Regions from separate parts of the Homo sapiens genome. Here region 2 is linked to region 1. A link is a loop called in an ENCODE intact Hi-C map of the cell type or tissue named here. Cell type or tissue: heart left ventricle. All regions are shown on one strand.

Evidence for each region. Peaks named below come from ENCODE experiments on the same cell type or tissue, not always from the same donor. Only the 100,000 strongest peaks of a DNase experiment are listed, where the experiment ranks them.
Region 2: a loop joins it to region 1, with 3.0 times the contacts of the local background. A loop is called at or near these places in 51 of 110 quality-filtered maps.

The regions. Positions count from the first base shown.
Region 1 is chr12:63,666,582-63,671,581 of GRCh38, reverse strand. DPY19L2 (dpy-19 like 2) reads left to right here and starts at 3,089. Exons shown (of 22, transcript NM_173812.5): 1 at 3,089-3,525. The coding sequence starts at 3,189. RefSeq lists enhancers at 1,682-2,181, 2,182-2,683, 3,133-3,192. In heart left ventricle, no CTCF peak of the experiment used is centred here; DNase peaks (open chromatin) are centred at 2,991 and 3,401; H3K4me3 peaks cover 3,379 bases; H3K27ac peaks cover 2,996 bases.
Region 2 is chr12:63,792,834-63,797,833 of GRCh38, reverse strand. All of the region lies in intron 3 of RXYLT1 (ribitol xylosyltransferase 1), which reads right to left. Among named protein-coding and RNA genes, the nearest start is that of RXYLT1, 15 kb to the right of the region's middle. In heart left ventricle, no CTCF peak of the experiment used is centred here; no DNase peak of the experiment used is centred here.

The DNA of each region.
Region 1 (5,000 bases):
ACGTGTACCCTAGAACTTAAAGTATAATAAAAACATATATATAAAAAAGCTAAATCATGAGACATCTCTGTTTCAAAGATGATAAGATAATGCAAGAATATATTGCATCTTATCTAATTATAATGTGCTATTTTAATTGTCAATTAATCATAGATTAAATTATCAACGTAACTGCTTTAAGTTATTAGTCATTATAGTGATTAGTTAGTATACAGCTAAAATGTGACTCAAATAACCATTCAAAATAATGAGGTCAAAATAAGTGACCACTGTTACAGAAGCTGTAAAAACATGAAAACATCCATGATTCTATTCAACTGCACATAAAACTAAGTGTCATGATTTCCCTCTTATACACAAATCTACTCCTCTCCTTAGTAGGAGTAGATACATAATGATTTAGGCAACTATCTCTCAGTTAACTAATGAACCTAAAACATGTATTACTGTTTAATAATTACTAACATATCACTTGATGACAAAGAAACCAAGTGAGCAAAATATTAATTGGAAGTGTTGGCAAAAATAGCAACAACTTTTGCACCAACCTAAAAATCCTCACTACTGCACTATAGGATGGCCGGTCTAGAACATAATAAAGGAACATTTGTTTAAGCATGTGCTGTGTTTTTGATGCTTTACAAGCATTAATTCATTCAATCATACCATCAGTAAGACAAATATAACTGTCTTCATTTTTCAGATGAGGAAATTAATCCTAGAGTGGCTAAATTACTAGCTCAAGGTCATACATTGGTAATCTTCCTATATGAGTCCCCTGTGTAAAAGATTTAGAGCAGCACATGGCACACAGTTAATTTTATGTGTTTACTAAACATATGAATCATAAAATATATCCTGCTTCTTTTTTCCTTTAACATTATATCATGACTATTTTCCTATATCATTAAATATCCATGCAAAATGACTTTAGTGGCTGTAATGCTTCACTATATGAATGTTTCATAACTTAGTGTTTGATACTGAGGCCACTTCTATTTTTTAACGATATAAATAATAGCACAATGAACATTCTTATAAAAAGATTAATTTTTTAAATGATAAAAATGACCAGATTTGTACTTTCAAGGGCTAGACCATGGGTAAGAGCATTTTGTATCCCATCAGGACACCAAGTGATGCAAAAGGCAATTGGAAACTCCAGAAAAACCAAACTGACCAAAAAGAAAAACAATCACTCCACTTCACTTATTGTTCCAAAACACATTAAAACAGTCATATTTTAAAATAAGGTGCTTTGAGTTTGCCTAGCCATTCAAGAATATATTCTTCTTAACCACCGTAAATACTTTGTATTTTAAATGCAGTATTGGATAGATAGAATTTATTAGCTGTTAAAACTTGGGCAAATAACTACATCCTGATGCTTGATTTTAAAATTTGCATACAGTCATTGCATGATTAAGTGAGAAAACATTTTGAGCACCAAACACAATGCCAGGAATGCAGAAATGCTGCTTGAAAAAAATCTCCCAAAACAAAAAATGAGCAGTAGTAGCACTTACTGAATTTAACTGAGTGAGAAGATAAATAGTACTGTCAGTTAAGTGCTCTAGACCTTCAGAAAAAGCATAATTAATATGGGCTGGAGAAATGGGCTGGGGCTTGGAAGGTGACAGCATTCAGATGGGCAGGGAGAAAAGGATGCAAAAGCCAAGGGATGGCTTTTCCACATGAATAAAGGAATTCAGCAGTTATGATGTCTCAGGTTGTGGACTTTACCTGAAATGACTGAGATGGAAGATTTTGTGCCCGAGGAAGTGGGAAATTAAAGTTGAAAAGGTATATTGGGCAAATATTGAAGGCATTGGTGAGCAAGCCTAGGACTTGATTTGTGGGCCACGAACATTTTTGTGCTGTGTTGCATCAGGAAAAATTAACCTGGCCACAATGAGCCAGGCTTTAGATTGGTCAGTTAGGGTATGGGAGTTCAATGTGATCCATCATCAAACAGATGGGAAGTGAAGCGGTGTGGGCTCCAGCATGTGGCCCGTGACAGAGGACATGGAAAATGTCAGTGGCCCCAGTGCATCTGTGCCAGCCGCTTTGGCCTCTTGTAGGGCTGTGCGGTGACTGGGAGCTAAGCGCTCCCCTCTTAGTTGGTCCTGGCTGGTGCTGAAAGCGCTTGAGCACACCGCTCCTAGGGCTGATGACTTCTGAGGAACCTTATTGGAAAAGCATTTTGCTCTAAGATTCAGTAAACGCTGTCCCGTGCCAAGGAAGTGGCGTCAACCTGAGGCTCTGGGATCAGACCCACCGGACTCACGCCGGCTCTGCCACTTGTTGCCCGCAGTCTCGGCCCGTTCCCTCTGCGTTGGCAACGGGCACTGACTGTCCGATACCTCAGCGATCGTAGGGGAGTAGAGACGTTCCTAATGCCGGGCGCACCGCCGGCGGGCCGGCGGTTCCGTTGGCTTCCCTGACACACTTCCTACAGTCATTTCTTTCAGCTGAGATCTTTCCCTTTAATACCTCGTTAATTAACGTGTAATCTTTTGGTTAAAATGTCACAGCTAAGACTAAACCCGAAGAAAAGAATGAAACCACGGGAAGTTCTTCAGACAGTCGCCGCAAGGTTATGGGCCGAAGTGGTGCAGGGGCGGCGCCCGGGGAAGCGACTGGCAGAGCTGTGCGCACTGGGGGTGCTGCAGGCGCTGGGGAGAGTGTGGAGAGGCTGCGTGGAGCTGCGCGCTCGGGGTGGGGGCTGCACTCCCAATGAAGCGCGTGAAGGGCAAGCGGTGATGGGTTCTGCGCCAGTGGGGCTGGGAGCCCGTCCGGGGCTGTACATGGGGCTGCGCGCAAGGTGAGGACTGCGCATGTGGGCTTGGGGCCTGCGCGCACCGGAGGCTGCAGGCGCTGGGGAGGGTGTGGGGGGCTGTGCGTGGGGCTGCCCTCACCGGAAGCTGCACGCTCTGGGAAGCGCAGAGGCGGGGGTGCTGCTCGCGCTGGGGAGCACGTGAGGGGACACTCAGGGACTGCCCGCGCGAATGGCTTCCAACGCATGCGCCCCACCCCACATTTCACAGTCGCCATGACGACCGGGAGGTCCGCAACGGCTGCGGGGACAAGTCCGTTGAGGCTGCCAGGCGAGTCAGGTCTCTCTGGACCTCGCCTGACTCGGCTGGGCTGTGCCTGAAATTGACCCAGCTCCACCATACTCCTTGATTATGAGAAAACAAGGAGTAAGCTCAAAGCGGCTGCAATCTTCCGGCCGCAGCCAGTCTAAGGGGCGGCGCGGGGCCTCCCTCGCCCGGGAGCCGGAGGTAGAGGAGGAGATGGAAAAGTCGGCCCTAGGCGGCGGGAAACTGCCAAGGGGCTCCTGGAGGTCCTCCCCGGGGAGGATCCAAAGTCTGAAAGAGCGAAAAGGCTTGGAGCTAGAGGTGGTGGCCAAGACCTTTCTTCTCGGCCCCTTCCAGTTCGTCCGTAATTCCCTGGCGCAGCTCCGGGAAAAGGTGCAGGAACTGCAGGCGCGGCGGTTCTCCAGCAGAACCACTCTCGGCATCGGTGAGGAGAGGGCAGGAGAGCCCTAGGAGGGAGCCGCATGGCGCTTTTCTTGAGTCTTGAAGGAGATCAGTTTAACAAGCAAGGGTTTGTGGGTGCCTAGTAGGAAATAATAGCAAGGTCCGAGTAGAAAGAAGTTGGCCAAAGATCTTGTCATTGAACCAGGGGAGAGAGAGAGATAGGGAGTATATTGGTTTGAAGGGCTGTCAGATCGCAGAGAGTGTTTTAAGGTCTAGGAGTTTTAAAGGCTGAGGGGAAGGATCAAGAGAAGATGATGAGATTAAGATTCCAAGAGAGGAAATAATTAGTGGAGCAAGTCTTGCAATATTTGGGAGGGGTAGAATTAAAGGTACAAATTTGAGAAGCTAACTGTGGAAAAGAGGAGAGAGAATTCCTTTTCTGAGATGGCAGGGAGTAGAAAAGTGAGGATTACTATATGGAGAAATGTTAAAGTGGAAATAAAAGAAGTTGGGAGTGTTGGTGTCTAATGGTCTTTGTTTCAGTGAAGTATGAGGCTGGGTCACCTTCAGAGGTGAGATTGATAGGATGCCGTGGTCCAGGGGACATTCTTCTGTCACAGCTTGGAAAGGGCATGTGATAAGCCCTTCAAGCATTTAGAATACTGGCATCGTTACACCATATCATTTTTTTTCAGATGTGGTATGTGGGTTAAGGGAGGGAGTGAGAGACACAGAAAGATTTTGAGCATCTTTGGAAAGCTGGATGAATTTGGTAGTATATTTGACCTTTTCCTTATATATCATCTGAAGAGTTTTTGCCAGTGTATATAATTGTTGGGAGAATTAGAAATAGGATACAAATATAGTTGAACAGGATAGTCTCTGTATATTTTAAAATTAATGAAGCCTAATAAACAGTTAATGAGCATCTTTACAACCATTTAAAGTTTTCAACCTTTTAAAAATTATAGCAACCGTGCTTGCATACAGTCCAAAAATGCACCATGGGCCATACTTTGCCTATCCTGGTATAAAACAAGTAAATCTTCCGAGAAGTATTTAAGATAAGCCCAGGACAGTTAGTAATATAGGAAAAGATCTGGATAAGCATGGTTGAGAATTTCAACACTGCAATTTTTTAATTTTTAAAAATTTAATTTCTTCAATAATTATTGAATTAATTTGCATTTATGTTGTTAGCCAAGTGAAGTAATTTTTGAGTTTTTAAGAGGCTATTATTGGTGGTTTATAAGATGACTTGCCAAGTATATTTAGGATAACCATAAGAAATACCATTATAAAATCTCAGAAGGGAGGTGGGACTTCTGGAATAGCCAAGGAAATGCACTCCTCCATGACGACAATGAAAATACTTGGAAAATTATCAAAATCATTTTCTTCAAAACTTTGGAAATTAACCAAAGGTTTACAACAATCTAAAGGACATTAATTCAAGAAAAGATGCTGAACCTCTATAAGAAAAGCAAAGTTTGTGGTGTTTTAACTTGTTCTATTACC
Region 2 (5,000 bases), 130 kb before region 1:
CCATTAGTTTTATCTCTGTGGGATACTTCCAATCTCCTACTTGGTCTGCCTGCACCCAGCTGTCTCCTTCAAATCACTTTCCCCCATGGCTGCTAAAGAAATCTACACACATAAACACATGACAATACCACTATCCTGCTTAATCATCCTCAATTGCTTTTCACTACCCTAGAATAAAGTCCAAGAGCCTTAATGTGGTACATACAAGGCCCACCATGATCTGGCCCTTGCTCAATCCTCCCCATCTCAGCTACCTTACCTTTTCTTCATGCTCTAGGAATATTGATTGGTTTGCAATTCCATGCATAAACCCAAGTTTATCACTTATGAACCTCTGATGTCACTTCTGCTGGGAATATAATCTTTTTTCTGCCTTGCTAACTTCTACTCATTTTAAAGACTGCTCAGCTATCACCTCCTTTAGAAAACATTTGTTGATAGGCCCCACACCCCTAACTCTACTTAGATTGAGTTAATTGCCTTTCTTCTGTATTTCCATAACAATAAACATGGTAGAGTATGCATATTCTTATCATTATGCTTTCTATATGGTATGAAAATAATTTATGAGGCTGGGCATGGTGGCTCACGCCTGTAATCCCAGCACTTTGGGAGGCTGAGGCAGGTGGATCACCTGAGGTCAGGAGTTCGAGACCAGCCTGGCCAACATGGTGAAACCCCATTTCTACTAAAAATACAAAAATTAGCTGGGCATGGTGGCAGGTGCCTGTAATCCCAGCTACTTGGGAGGCTGAGGCAGGAGAATTGCTTGAACCTAGGAGGTGGAGGTTGCAGTGAGCCAAGATCGTGCCACTGCTCTCCAGCCTGGATGACAGAGCAAGACTCTGTCACAAAAAAAAAAAAAAAAAAGAAAAAGAAAAAGAAATATAATTTTCTTTAGGCCCTAAATTCTTCTAATAGTTGGCTTTTTTATTTTCTCAATTTCTTCTTTTTTTTATCGACAGGACTATTGCAGTAGGCTTTTTTCCTAATGAATGGTCAACATTAAAGTCTTATTGGGATTGCACTTTCTTTATTTTTAAATTTTTATCCAGTGATTCTGGGGATTTTTATGAGGTTTTCTTGGTTGTTTTTTATGTATTTATTTGCATATAACAAACAATTTAATTCTTTGTTCCAAAATAATTCATCATATTCAAATGATGTGCTCCTTTTACTTTTGTTTCTTAAAATCAAAACGTTTAAGACTACTAAACATTTTACTCCTTGCTCTGAAGATGAGGCCTAATTTAAGAGATGAATAATCAGCTGATGACTGATTCAATGAATGGCATTTATCTCTTTATTTGTCTTTGGGTATTTATATGGATGCTAACATTTGTGGGTGAAAGGGAGATACTGTGGGACCTTGTAATCATATTGAAAAACAGGTTATCTACATGGTCCCAGAGAATCTCCTAGTAAATATCACAATGGAAAAAAACAGTAACTTTACAGTGAACAAACTAGGCAGACTGCACCTTAGCCAAGTGATCAAAGTTAACATAATCAGTAACGGGAACAAATATGACACACTGAGGATGACACGATGTTGTTTCTGAGGTATTCGGAACCAAAATACATAACCTGAACTGAACTGTAAGGAAACATCAGACAAACCCAAACTAAAGGACGTTCTACAAAATACATGGGCAGTACTCTTCATAAGTCACAAGGTCAACAAAGACTGAGAAACTGTCACAGACTGGCTGAAGCCAAAGAGATATGAAACCAAGCACACCGTGTGATTCTGGATTGGAAACTGGGCCAGAAAATGGACAGTAGTGGGAATGTGTGTATCTGTAAATTAGATAACAGTTTTGTATCAATGTTATTTTCCTGAAAAAAATAATTATACGGTAATTATGTAAGATGTTAGCATTTGAGGAATCTGGATGAAAGGTGTAATGGATTTTTTTGGTACCATTTTTGCAATATTTTTGTTAAGTCTAAAATTATTTCAAAAAGAACAAGTTAAAAAATTAAAATATTAAAAAACAATAATTTCCCATAATTTTACAGGAAATAATTTGGGTATATTTAAATATTAGCAGTTTAAATGGCTATAGATTAAAGTTCATAGAGATAAATGCTCAAATAGAGGAGAAATGAGTCTGGTATTATATTTAATATTGGGTTCAATTATTATACATTTTGAAGACACAGCCTATAAATTCACCTCTCATTAAGGAAAGGTGTTATAAACACAGAAATAGCCCAACTTTTATATTTTAATACTTTTTTTTTTTTTTTTTTGAGACAGGGTCTTGCTCTGTCACCGGCTGGAGTGCAGTGGTGTGATCTAGGCTCACTGCAGCCTTGACCTCGCAGGCTCAGGTGATCCTCCCTAGTAGCTGGGACTACAGGTTTGTGCTGCCACGCACAAAGTTTTTCTGTTTTTTGTAGAGACAGGGTTTCACCATATTTCCTAGGCTGGTCTTGAATTCCTGGGCTGAAGCAATCCTCCTACTTCAGCCTCCCAAACTGCTGGGATTCCAGGTGTGAGCCACTATGCCTGGCCCTTCTTCTTCTTCTTCTTCTTCTTCTTTTTTTTTGACACAGGGTCTCACTGTCGCCCAGGCAGGAATGCAGTCACGTGATCACAGCTCACTTGCAGCCTTGACCTCCCAGGCTCAAGCTATCCTTCCACCTCAGCCCCGCAAGTACCTGGGACGACAGGTGCTAATTTTTGTGTTTTTTGTAGAGATACAGTTTCGCCATGCTGCCTAGGCTGGTCTCAAACTCCTGAGCTCAAAACGATCTGCCTGCTTTGGCCTCCCAAAGTGCTGGGATTACAGGCGGGAGCTACCATGCCCAGCCTATATTTTGATATTTTAAAAATAAATTATTAGTCTCCTCTGCAGCTTGTTCTGTCACCCATACATTAACATACCAAAATACATATATTTCTTACTTCCCAGGTGAGGTTATCATAAGATCTTGCTTTCACATATTTTGCTGACAAATTAGATATTTATTTATTCTGCTACAATGAAAACTATGGAACGGCCCTCTGTTTTATTTTTAATTTTTTTTTTAAATGAAAAATCATGGGGTTTCACTATGTTGCCCAGGCTGACCTCAAACTCCTAGGCTCAAGTGATCCTGCTGCCTTGGCCTCCCAAAGTGCTGGGATTATGGGAGTGAGCCACCATGCCCGGTCAAAAGGCCCTTTAGGAATAAGATATTACTTTTGTTGCTCCAAGCAGTACATAAATTAATAACTTTACAAATAAATCCACTACCCCCTTCAGCTATTAGTTTGTCTGAGTTTGCAAGGAGACACTAATGCCCATTTCCGTAGACTAGGAAGGAGGAAAGGAGAAATTAAACATTAGGAGGTGCTCAACAATTATTTGGTAGAAATGAATTAATGGATCTCTCAATTTATTTAATATTTTAATTTTTGAAGAATTATAAATACATTTTCCAAAGCTAGGGAGCAATGATATTTTGGTGGTCAAAGTTTTAAGCAATGTGACTGACAACTTAGTAAGAAACTGAGAACAAGAACTGTGGAGAAACCATTTCCTTGGGTAATGAACAGACCACAGTGGACTATAATAGAGATCTGAGTGTCCTACAACAGCTACACATCAATAGAGAGAGGAAATGGGAGTAAGGGCTAGACCTCCAACTGTGAATAGACTACCTTATGATGGGGCATTTTGAAATTCATGCCAGGTGGATTTAGCTGGCCCCAGAGAATCCTACTGGAGTGTACCAGTAACACGAAAAGTTATCACTTAAAGGCTACAAGATGGCAACCTCCTTTCTCTTATATTATACATAACCCTCCAAGCAAGGATCTCTTTGCTCGGTAGTTGAGGCCTACTTTAAGAGATGAGTCATCAGCCGATGGCTGATTCAAGCAACGGCATTTCTCTTATTAAGTAGGCTTCAGTATTGTAAGAAGTTGTTTACTTGATGTTCTAATTTTTATGTATCCCAAAGTTCTTTTTAGGTAAGGGCGATTAACCTAAAAAAATTATTCAGTGTTCATTCAGACTATGATCCATTCTATGACAAATTGTGTTCTGAAGAGAAAATAATATAATACTATCCTATGTGAATCAAATTTATCTTTTCAAAGACAGCTAAGTTTTTATTCCTTTTGGTCATAAATATTTGTTTTTCACCCCACTTCTCTCCATTTCTACTACTATTTAGGCAGCTTACCTGTAGCTAAAGGCAATTTTAGTTTCCTAAGTATATAAAATCTCCTAAATGTATCACCAAGAGATGAATTTCTATTGTAGAAATATTATATATTAATTTAGGGGAGAAAAAGTTTTCTTTTTTATTTGCTTCTATTATAATTTCATGCATCAGGTATGCTTTTATTGCAGCACTTCACTCTTTTTTTCATAATTATGAGTATAGCAGAAGGGGGGCTATTAATTTAGTTTGTGTAAGCAAAAGCATCAGAGAACCCTTCAAGTGTATACATGCACTGTGCACCCTGTGCCTAAAATTCACTAAGTAGTAAACATAACCCTGAAAAATCACACGATTAAAAAAATTAAAAACATTAAAAGATAATCAAGAATTGGGCACATTAGATGTGCAAAAGTTAAATCATAGTTAACAGAGATTATGGCAAAATTGTAATTAAATTACTATAAAGAGGATATTAAAATCTAAAAACATTTAAAAGTCAAGATGAGGTTATAACTGGGTTGTAGCAGATTAGGAAAAAAAGTCTAGACCCAAAGCATAGATAAGAATTTCTAAAAATGACCCCATTTAAGAATTCAGAATGATGCTGGGCCAGTGTTGCATACCTATATTCCCAGCTACTCAGAAGGCTGGGGCAGGAGGATCTCTTGAGCCCAGGAGTTAGAGGCTGTAGTATGCTATGATCTTGTCTGTGAACAGTCACCACACTCCAGTCTGGGCAACATAGCAAGACCCCCATCTCTTAAAAAGAATTCAACATGAAATTATAGAATTGAATATACTTAATATTGGAGGTGACTTGTAGATGATGTGGACTAATC